2 separate regions of the Homo sapiens genome follow, and region 2 is linked to region 1. Evidence: read pairs that join two places in POLR2A ChIA-PET (ENCODE). Cell type or tissue: MCF 10A. All regions are shown on one strand. Each heading gives the region's core, and the rest is flanking DNA. Links, peaks and the distances in the headings are about the cores only.

Region 1 (6,392 bases), core at 1-5,000:
ATCCCAGCTACTCGGGATAAAATTGAAAAATAATAAAATAAAATGAGAAGCTATAATTAATAAAGTGAGTTTTTTTTTTTTTGAGATACAGTTTCGCTGTCGTCCAGGCTGGGGTGCAATGGTGGATATTGGCTCACTGCAACCTCCACCACCTGGGTTTGAGAGATTGTCCTGCCTCAGCCTCCCAAGTAGCTGGGATCACAGATGTGCACCATCATGCTGGTCTAATTTTTGTATTTTTAGTAGAGACGGGGTTTCACCATGTTGGCCAGGCTGGTCTCGAACTCCTGACCTCACATGATCCACCTGCCTCGGCCTCCCAAAGTGCTGGGATTACAGGCATGAGCCACTGCACCCGGCCTAAAGTGAGATCTTCACCTCTTTGCAGTTCTAGAATTTAATGAAGTGTACAGCAGAGAGATTATGGATTTTGAGATTTCCCCTCCACTACCACCCCCAAGTCTGCATATCATATCTGGCAGAATAGCAAACATCTAAAATAGCAAAAAGTTCCCCTGCTTCTCAAGCAGCTGTACCAATAGGAAACCTTCAGCAAGGGAGCAAGTCCAAGCTCCTGGGTACTGGGCCCTTACTAATAATAGCTAGACACTTCGAATTCTGACACCTCGGGCAAGGTAGATATAATTATCTTCATTTTGTAGATAAGCCCAAGTAGGAGTGGAGAGGTTAAATAACTCATTCAATGTCAAACAGCTGCAAAGTGGCAGACCTGACTCCAAAGTTCATGTCCCCTTTCCACTCTATTTCCCTTTTTCCCATATAGCAAGCACTAACTGTTTGTAAATAACGACCAAGATATTTCAAGAGATCTTTAAAAGGATGGGAACAAGGCTTCTCTGGTGGAGAAAGAAGTTGGCATCACAACTGCTGACAGTTTGACGCCCCTGCCTTCTCTGCCCCCAATGACCCGCTCTAGCAATCCTGCCTCCCTCTCTAGCAACAAGACACTGTGTAGGCCTCTGTTTGCAAGTCTCCTCCCGTGGCAGCCTAGACTCTGCTCCCTCCGCTAATTGCATACTTGGGCTCCTCCACACAACATTCAAAATCCAATGACAGGTATCCCTTTTTGGAAGGCAAGTTTCCCAAACTCTGATACCAACACGAAACACCTGGGGCCGGATTACCCTCTAGTGGGGCCCCCAAATCAAGCTAAACAGAGAAGGAAGAGGAGGTGACGCAACTAGGCCTCCTGCACCAGGCCAGACAGGCTGAGCGCGGCGGCCGTGACCCCGCAGTGAGCTTTCCACAGTGGCCTCCTACGCCTTCCCTGTGGAAGGCACGCCAGGGCGGCGATGTTATCTCTGGGATAAAGGGCCGGTCCTAACGCAGTTTGTGGTAGAAGGCGCAGCAAAAGCGCCTACCGCGGCGAGTCCCAGGCAGCTCACTCTCCAGTCACTCTCCGAGGCGGGGGAGCCGGCGAGAGGGAAACAAGGGCCTTTGGTACCCAGCTGTTGGGCCTTTGGTACCCAGCTGCTGGGCTCCGGCTGGCACGAGCGCCGGAGCATCCGTGCGCAGCCTCTGCCGCCCACACTCGCGCACACACGGGCGCGCACACACGCACAAAAGTACACCGGCCCGGGCGTCCGCCTCCTGGAAGGCTGCCGAGACCGGCCACTGTGCCCCTACCAGCTGCGTCCCCACCCAGCCCTGCGGCCACCCTCAGTGCCCTGCCGGGGCGCCCCCACGCTTCCTCTAACATCAACGCCAGAGACTGGAGAGGCCGCATGGGCCGCGCGTTCCAGCCCAGGCAGGTGTAGCCGAGAAGGACAGAGGCTCTTACCGGGTCTTGCACTTCCTCGGGACACGGCCGGACACCCGGAGACTGCCAGTGCGGCCGCGACCCTCCCCCCACCCTCCCCCACCACGTAGCCTTCTCTACCTTCAGTCGGGAATCAATGGTCTGGTCGCAGATTGGTGACATCATTGGCGCGCCGGGCGTGGGAGGAAGAACCACGTGATTCAACCTCTTTTGTTTGCGCTCTAGGAAATTAAGGTTTTTGTTGCTACGTCTTCCTTGGTTTTTTACGTTGTGTTAATGCCGCTGTTTTGGGTACAGTGGGGAGTAGGTACATGGGTTTAGGATGCTGCATTTTTGCCCATGGCCTTGATTGAACTCCTTAGTCATTTATAACGTGGTTGGGCCGGAAGGCCTGAGAAGATACGTAGGTACAATCCTCTTTTAAAAAGACCACAGAATTAGCCAATAATACATTATAACCAGTAGTCTTTGAATGGCCCGTTTAAATTAAATTAAACGAATTCATTTTTAAAATAATATAATGAACACCTTCTTTAACTTGACATGCTAACCAAGAACTAAAATATTATCAATTAACTTTCATCAGCTTGTAAGTGGTCCCCATCTTGTGCCACTGCCTCTCCATCAGAAGTAACTCCCATCCTGAATTTGTGTTTACACAACTATTATATTGCTTTAATTTCTTTTCACATTTATATATATTACTAAGCAATGTATTTTTACTTTTCTTAGTTTTGTGTGTATTTCCAAACTCTCATCTAGAGGCCTGGGCCTGGTACATTTTTCTTTACTCATCTTTATTGACCGAAGTTACATTTTGTTCATTTTCACTGCTACATAAAAATCCATTATGTACCATAATTTATCCATTCTCCAGCTGCCAAGTCTTTGTGCAATTTCCAGTCTTTTGCTCTTTCCAACAGTGTTGGAAATCAGCATTGCTTTCTGGTGCCCCTGTGCAAAAATGTCTCTTGGGTGTATTTACCTAGGAATAAAATTGATAGGACTTTGGAATGCCAGTATTCCACTTTATATGATAGTACCAAATTTTTATCCAAAGTGGTTGTACCAGTTTATACTCCTACCAGCATCCACATCTTCTCTAACACCTCAGATTTCTTGGCTTTTGCTAATGCATGGTCTCAAACTGCCCTTATTGAGGTTAAGCATCTCTTTTAAATATGTATTGTCCATCTGTAGTTTCTCTTCTGTGAAATGTCAGTGTAGGGCATTTGAGGGATTTTTAGGGCTGAGCAAGAAAAAATATATGACCAGGAGGTGACAGTAGCACACTCAAGCTTTATTTGTGTGAGCTTTGACAGGTTTGTATTTAGGGGAAGTCCTTGGCAGCATGAGAAGATCCAGAGATTGGGGGTGGAGAGGAACCATCCAAAAGGGGAAAAGAGAAGGAAACTTCCAGAAGAGAGTGGCCTTACCATGTCCAGGTGATGTTGTTCAGCGGCCTGTGGGAAGTCTCTGTTTCAGAAAGCTCCCAAGGGCAGCAGCAAATTGGAGTCTTCATAAACCACAGATTTATCTTATCTATGACTAACAGATGTTGGGCACAGTTTCATGAGGTATACAAAGCAGGCAAGCAGCTCTAAATGCCTAAAAATCTGCTTAGTTGTGTTATATTTAAAATGCCTGGATGTATAAACATTTGAGTTAGGTGCTGAAAGGCTTTTGAGATAATAGATACCAGCTTGCTGTGAAGAAATAAACAACTCAGGGACCCAGATACAGAGGCCATCTTTGGCTCTTTATATAACAGTCAGTTTGAGTCTTTTATTATTGTTTTAGTGGATTGTTTGCTACATTATTCACAAACTTAGGGCACTGATTCTTCATCAGTTATATGTGTTGCAAATTTATCCTTCCATATGTATCCTTTCATTTTCTATTTTGGTAGATGTTCTTAACTTTGAATTTATTAATATTTATCCTGTTTTTCTTTTCCCCGTACCCTAATATTTATTCACTTACTCTTACTCCTAAAAATCTTTAAATCCTTATTCTCTCTGGAATTTACTTTTGTATATGGTGTGAGGTAGGGATCCCATTTTACTTTTTACATACAAATGACCTTTATTTTTCCCCAGGTTTGTTTATTGACTAGCCCCACCTTTCCCAACTTTCCCACCTTTCCCAACTTTGTTATATATCAACATTCCAGTTACTTATGGGTCTATTTCTGATCTATCTATTCTCTTCCACTGGAAAATTTGTCTATCTTGATGTCAACACCACATTATTTAATTACCACAGCTTTATAAAAAGTCTTGATATTTAGTAGTGCAAAATCTCCCTTTTATTCTTCATCCATCTTCTTTTTTTGGGCTATGCTTGGTCTTTAGTTTTCCCATATTTTAAGGCAAGCATCTCAAGTTGCACACACAAACAAGTTGCACACACACACACGCAGCAGTAACAACAACAAAAACCTGTTGGCATTGCATTGAATAATAAATAACTAATATATAAATTTGGAGAGAATTGACATTTTATGATTCTGAGTCTTCCATAAGCAAGGGATAACTTTCTTTTTATTAGGTCTTCATTAATGCTTTAATTTGGATTTATTATTCTCTTTGTCCAGATCTTGCACATCTTTTGGGGATTTTATTCCTAGATTCTTTGTAGTTTTTGTTGCTATTATAAGTGATGTCCTTTAAAAATATGCTTTCTAATTTTTTGATGATCATATAGAAATAAATTTGATTTTTGTACATTGATATTGTATCCAGCCACAATGCTAAACTCTTGTTTGTAGTAATTTATTTATTGATTCTTTTGGATTTTGTATGTAAACAATCATTATCTGAAAATAATGCCAGTTTCCCCCTTTCCTACGCCCAACCCTTATTGCTTTTTATCTATCTTAAAGTGTTACACTGGTTTGGCCAGGCTCAGTGGCTCATGCCTGTAATCCCAGCACTTTGGGAGGCCAAGGCGGGCAGATCATGAGGTCAGGAGATTGAGACCATCCTGGCTAACATGGTGAGACCCTATCTCTACTAAAAATACAAAAACTTAGCCGGGCGTGGTGGCGGGTGCCTGTAGTCCCAGCTACTTGGGAGGCTGAGGCAGGAGAATGGAGTGAACCCGGGAGGCAGAGCTTGCAGTGAGCTGAGATTGCACCACTGCACTCCAGCCTGGGCGACAGAGCCAGACTCCATCTCAAAAAAAAAAAAAAAGTGTTACACTGGTTTGGGGGAGAAGGCAGTGCATTGTTCCAGTACAGTGTTATTGGAAATGGTGATAGTGGGCATTCTTGATGCTCTTGATATTCGAAAGGGAAACTTAGTATTATTTTTGTATATTTTATGATAAAACATTTAGAATGATATTTTTGTAGGCGTTTTGTAAATCTCCTTTATCAGGTTAAGGAAGGTACCTTTTATTCCTAGTTGAATAAAATTTAAAAATCTTGAATGGATTTGAATTTAATTTATTTCTACATCTATTGAAATCATCACACAATTTCTTTCTCCCTTTAATATGTTAATATGGTAGATGACATTTATAGATTTTATATTAAACTACTTATCCTTGCATTCCTAGGATAAACAACTGGACCATAAAGTCTCAATTTTATATGCTATTGTGCTCTATATATTCTATGTCTATGTTATATTCTATGTAGGATTTTTGCGTTTGTGTTTATGAAAAACATGGACTTGTGATATTCCTTTCTCATTCTGTCTTGATCTGTTTGGGTTTCAAGGCTCATAAAGTGACATAAGGAGTATTCCCTTTTTTTGTATCCTCTGGAAGAATTTTAATAAGATTGGAGTGATTTTCCTTTCAAGCATCAGTAGAATTCACCAGTAAAACTGTCTGGAGCTGGGTGCAGTGGCTTACACCTATAATCTCAACTACTTGAGAGGCTCAAGCAGGAGGATCACTTGAGGCAAGGAATTCAAGACCAGACTGAGCAACAAGACTCCATCTCCAAAAAACAAAAACCAAACAAAACAGAACAGAACAGCACAGCAAAACCATCTCGGCTGGGTATTTTCCTTGTGTGAAGTTTGTAAAATACGACTTTGGTTTATTTAATAGTTATGAAACTGTTCAATTATTTTCTTTCTCCTTGAGTCAGTTTAATAAAATAATAGGTTCTAGAATTTTTTCCATGTCATCTAAGGGTTTAAGCTCATTGGCATAGTTATTGATTGTATTATCTTCTTAATCTCTGCTGTATTTATAGCTCTTTTTTCATTTATAATATTACTTGTGGTAGACTGTGTTATTGCTCTCCAAATATTTGTTCCTTTTCTTATAAGAGGACTATACATTTCTACCTAATGCTATGTGACTTGAGGTGACTCTTGTGACAGAAGAATGCATACCCAACCAGCTGTCAATGGGCTTGATCATCGTACATGAACAGAAACTTTAAAAGATATCGTACATGTTTCTACCAGCTTTCTTGCTCTTTTCTCTCTTCCATGAGAATGGCATGTGCGTGATTGGGGACCCCAGAATGAAGAATACATGTGGAGGAGAGCCCAGCAGAGTCAACATATATAGCAAATAAGAAATAAACACAGAGATTTGGGATTTTGTAGTTACCAAAGCATATTATAGTGAAAACTGACTGATAAAAATT
Region 2 (5,000 bases), core at 1-5,000, 210 kb before region 1:
TTCTCCTACCTCAGCCTCCCGAGTAGCTGGGATTACAGGCATGCACCACTATGCCCAGCTAATTTTTTTTTTTTTTTTTTTTTGAGATGGAGTTTCACTCTTGTTGCCCAGGCTGGAGTGCAGTGGCATGATCTCAGCTCACTGCAACCTTCCGGTTTCAAGCGATTCTCCTGCCTCAGCCTCCCAAGTAGCTGGGATTACAGGCACCCGCCACCATACCCGGCTAATTTTTGTATTTTTAGTAGAGACAGGATTTCACCATGTTGGCCAAGCTGATCTCAAACTCCTGACCTTGTGATCCGACCTTCTCTGTCTCCCAAAGTGCTGGGATTACAGGCGTGAGCCACTTCACCCGGCCTAATTTTTGTATTTTTTGGTATGGATGGGGTTTCACCATTTTGGCTAGGCTGGTCTTGAACTCCTGATCTCAGGTGATCCGCCAGCCTCAGCCTCCCAAAGTGCTGAGATTACAGGCGTGAGCTGCCGCACATGGCCTTAGATATCTTTTCCTCTAATTAGTTTATAATCTCTGAGAGTTGACCCAGGTTGTACCTTCTTGGACTGGAGCCAGGTGGTTATCTCTGATGCTGCCAGAGGAGGATTAGATGTTTTATCTCCTGAGTTGGTCACACGCGCACGTGGGTCTCTGAGTCAGCATTGAGCATTACCTGTTTATGGGTCCAAAGGAGCCTCCCTCCCAGACCCTCTCTCCAGCAGTGTACAGTCCATCGTGTGGATGGGAGGAAGGCAAGGCCAAGGTAAATACTGACTCAGACAAATACAAGCAGGTACAAGAAGTACAAATACATATGTGGGGGAGGAGGGAGCAGGGGCCTGCCAGCCAAAGCTAGTCATCTGAGAAGAGGGGGTTGCGGACAGGTGGGGCTGGGAGCTGAGTCAGAGAAGGTTGCTGGGCCTCCCATTAGAGCCTGGGAGCCTTGACTTGCCGTAGCCTGCGGCCTTGCCTCTTCCTGGACAGTGGCCGAGGGTGCCCTCTGAAATGTTAAGGAGAAATGAATGGGCCCAGATGGTGGGGTGACTTGGGGAGGACGCGAGATTTGGAGTCCAAGGGGAGGCAGTTTTAGGCTCTAACTCATCCTATACACGCTGCGGCTGTGGGGGAAGGGAGAGAAAGGCCAAGGGCACGACTCCTGGCTCCTGAGAGTCCCCAGTGCCCCATTAGGTTGGCAGCTGCAGTGATGGCGCTGACCCCCCCTTGTGCACACCCCTCAAGCCTCAGCATTCCCTTCCCTGGGCCTCTGAAGGGTGGAAAGATGTGAGAAGAGCAGGGAAGAGGAGAGGAAATTGGGAGAGGGGGAGAGAGAGGGTGGTGGGGAGCCCAGAGAAGGGAGCTGGGGGTGGAGCATGGAGAGGTACCTGGGCCAAGTAGAGAGAGGCTTTGGCCAGGCTCATCTGGGTCCAGCGTGGATTCCCTCATGCATGAGCTGTGTGAATTTGGGCAAGTTCCCTAACTTCTCTGATCTCTTGTTGCCTCAACAATGAAATGGGGACAAGACTTCCTCCCTGGCAGACTTTTTGTGAGTAGTGTGCTCTTAGGGAAAGCCCAGGGCGCAGGGTAAGTGTCCCAGTTGCTAATGATTGTTATGGTTATTATCACATCAAAGCCAGGAGCCAGTCTCAGTCCAAAGATGGAGAATGCAAGAACAGGTGACCAAGAGCACTGGGACTTGTCCTAGCCCTCGTGGGACCAAATTCTATACTTGTTTCCATGTGGACACAAGGTGTCCACAGGCTTCTCCTGGAGGCTTCTCAGCACCCACCTACTTTTAGATCAAGACCATTATTGCTGACAGGGGACCTTTGTTTCCTCTGTAGCCCCTTCTGAAATCCTATGCCTTTGCAACCCAAGAAGCTGGGTTAGGCTGGGGGCCTCCTGTGCTGCCAGCTGGCCTGGGCAGCGGGGACCTGCGTCTCTGCTCAGAAACTGGGGTGGTGAGATGGGATTAGCAGGCACGAGCCAAGCCTGTGTCCTCGGTGGCAGGCCAGGCAGCTGGTTCACCGCTTACATAAACGGGGCCAGGAAGCTGAACTTGTTTTTGCTGGCAAGAGCTGCGGCAAGCTGCAAGAGAGTTGAGAAATATGTGTCTCCGTGTGCGTGTTTTTCTCTGGTTATTGACATTTGCAAGTTTACTTGAAGAGGGGGAAAAAGTAGAAAAACAACAAAGCTGTTTGGATTCCTGGCACCCAAACTTAGGTCCCAACTGGGGAGGAACCCCACTTTCCCAGAGCTGTGCTGCAGGGTCCCCAGACCAAAGGGTGTCTGGGCCATGGTGGGGGTCCCAGTGTCCCTGGGAGGGGGAATCCTAGGCCACCGGGGCAGGGAGATATGGGCTTGCTTGTTGGGAGTTACTAGGACCTAAACTCTCTTTCCCTTGAGGAATGGGAGGCAAGGGAGGTTGTGGGAATTTTCCCTCCCCTAGAGCTCTCCAGGGAGAAAGAAGCATTTTTCTGAGGGCACTGGGATGATCTGGTCATCATCCTTCTCCCAAAGCCATCAACTATTAAATAATAAATCCATAGATTCATTATGTGTTTTCAAGCTGAGTATTGTTTGCTTCCTGCCCTCTGAGAGCTAATGATTGGGCGCCATGGGATGCTAGACCGCAGGAGTGGGGGCCTGTGGGGGATCTACAGGTCACAGTCTGAATCCTCATTTCACAGAGAAGGCCAGTGGGCTCTGCCAGGGGCGGTGACGTGCCCATGGCTGCCTGTGAGTCATCACAAGACCAGGAATAGAACTCAGGTCACCTGACAGCACAGAGCTGTTTCCTCTACACCAAGGGGCCTCCTGCTTGTGGAGATGTACTTTATTTTATTTTATTTATTTATTTATTTATTTATTTATTTTCAAGAAGGAGTCTCGCCCAGGCTGGAGTGCAGTGGTGCAATCTCAGCTCACTGCAGCCTTCGACTCACTGCAGCCTCTGCCTCCCGGATTCAAGCGATTCTCATGCCTCAGCCTCCTGAGTAGCTGGGATTACAGGCACACACCACCAAGCCTGGCTAATTTTTGTATTTTTAATAGAGACAGGGTTTCACCATGTTGGCCAGGCTGGTCTCGAACTCCTGACCTCAAGTGATCCACCCGTCTCAGCCTCCCAAAGTGCTGAGATTACAGGCGTGAGCCACTGCACCCTACTGAGATGTACTTTATATTAAAGAACAAATCAAGGCAGACTGTACGTTTGTGTCAGCCCAACCCCACACAATTAATAGTCAGTGATTAAACTGACCAGACCAGACCAGACACCAACACTGACTGTTGAGGAGGAGCTTGGGGGTTTGTTTTCGGGAGGCAATACTGCCTCCTTTTGTGATCTTAGTCCCAGGTGAGGTGCTTCCTTGTCCTCTCTGCAGAATCCCATTCTTTCTTAGCCTGGGCTGAAGCTGCTCCCTCCCTGTATGTGACCCTGGCCTTGGCGCAGTCCTTGGGTGCTCTTCCTCCCTCCTGCCTCTGCGCTGCTTCATGATGCACAGGAGCCAAGGAGGGGCAGGGGACAGTCGGTTTTTTCTCAGGGAGATTGGAAGAGAACAGAAACAAGAAGCAATGGAATGCTCCTGTCCTGGAGGTTGGTGGGGCAGTGGGGAGAGGTGGGGAAGCCATTGAGCCTGCACATACTTTTGACAGGCTTGGCTCATGCCTGCCAACCCCATCCCACCGCCTGGGTTTCTGAGCAGGGACATGGGTCCCCACTGCCCAGGCCAGCTGGCAGCACAGGATGGCCTCCAACCTAACCCAGGCTCTTGGGTTGCAAAGGCATAGCATTTCAGAAGGGGCCACAGAGGAACCAAAAGTCCCCCTGCCTGTGGAGTCAGGCCTGATCTCTTTGAGGGTGCTCACACCCTCCATGTTCCCCTGTAGGTCTTCCTTCCCTCCTTACTGCATTTCAGATACTCCAGACACCAGCCCTCCCCAGAACTCTCACTGTTTTTTGTTTTTTTGAGACACAGTCTTGCTCTGGGTCCCAGGCTGGAGTGCAGTGGCACAATCACAGCTCACTTCAGACTTGACCTCCTGGGCTCAAGTGATCCTTCTGCCACAGCCTCCCAGATAGCTGGGACCGCAGACATGTGTCACCATGCCCAGCTAATTTTAGAGTTTTTTGGTAGAGATGGAGTTTTGCCGTGTTGCCCAGGCTGGTCTCAGCCACCTGGGCACAAACGATCCTCCCATCTCAGCCTCCCAATGTGCTGGGATGACAGGCGTAAGCCACGATGCCTGGTGACTCTCAATTCTTTTTTTTTTAATTATTATTATTATTATTTTGGAGATAGAGTTTCACTTTTGTGGCCCAGGCTGGAGTGCAATGGTGCAATCTCAGTTCACTGCAATCTCTGCCTCCTGGGTTCAAGTGATTCTCCTGCCTCAGCCTCCTGAGTAGCTGGGATTACAGGTGTGTGCCACCACGCCCGGCTAATTTTGTATTTTTAGTATGGGGTTTCTCCATGTTGGTCAGGCTGCTCTCAAACTCCCGACCTCAGGTGATCTGCCCGCCTCGGCCTCCCACAGTGCTGGGATTACAGGCGTGAGCCACGGCGCCTGGTGACTCAGTTCTTAATGCCTTGCATATACTGTTCTCTCTTTATGGAATGTAACTCCCTGTGGCTCCACTTATCAAACCCCCACTCATTTATCAAGGCCCCAATAAAATCTCTCTTCCCCCTTTAGAATAATTGATCCCTCTTCTTAGTTCCCTCAGTATGTTGGAGACATTTATATCAGGTTGGCCTGTATTACAGATAGTTTTAAGTTCTAGGGCTTTGTGGGGTTTAAAGAAGATTACGATATGGAAATGATAGGAAGGAGTGCCAGTGCATTGTAGATGCTCAGTAGCTTCAATATGGAGTTTTTTTTTTCCTGGATTAGGAACTTCTGAACTTGCACATCATGGGTGCACAAAAATTATTGAATTCTTGAAGAAGGGACAGGCATAGGCTTGCAATCCTGGCTCTGAATGCTGAGCAATTGCTCACGGACA

Evidence for each region. Peaks named below come from ENCODE experiments on the same cell type or tissue, not always from the same donor. Only the 100,000 strongest peaks of a DNase experiment are listed, where the experiment ranks them.
Region 2: POLR2A ChIA-PET joins it to region 1 with 5 read pairs; 3 of 35 experiments call an interaction of 5 or more read pairs at or near these places.

What each region holds. Positions count from the first base shown.
Region 1 is chr1:154,626,054-154,632,445 of GRCh38, forward strand. It overlaps LOC124904427 (a long non-coding RNA gene), which reads left to right and starts at 1,903. Exons shown (of 2, transcript XR_007066635.1): 1 at 1,903-2,014; 2 at 5,505-6,343. It also overlaps a transcript of ADAR not described here. RefSeq lists an enhancer at 1,030-1,815. In MCF 10A, for the core only: no CTCF peak of the experiment used is centred there; a DNase peak (open chromatin) is centred at 1,948.
Region 2 is chr1:154,417,675-154,422,674 of GRCh38, forward strand. The region is part of intron 1 of IL6R (interleukin 6 receptor); the gene reads left to right. Among named protein-coding and RNA genes, the nearest start is that of IL6R-AS1, 14 kb to the left of the region's middle. RefSeq lists an enhancer at 539-1,052. In MCF 10A, for the core only: no CTCF peak of the experiment used is centred there; DNase peaks (open chromatin) are centred at 797, 2,047 and 2,727.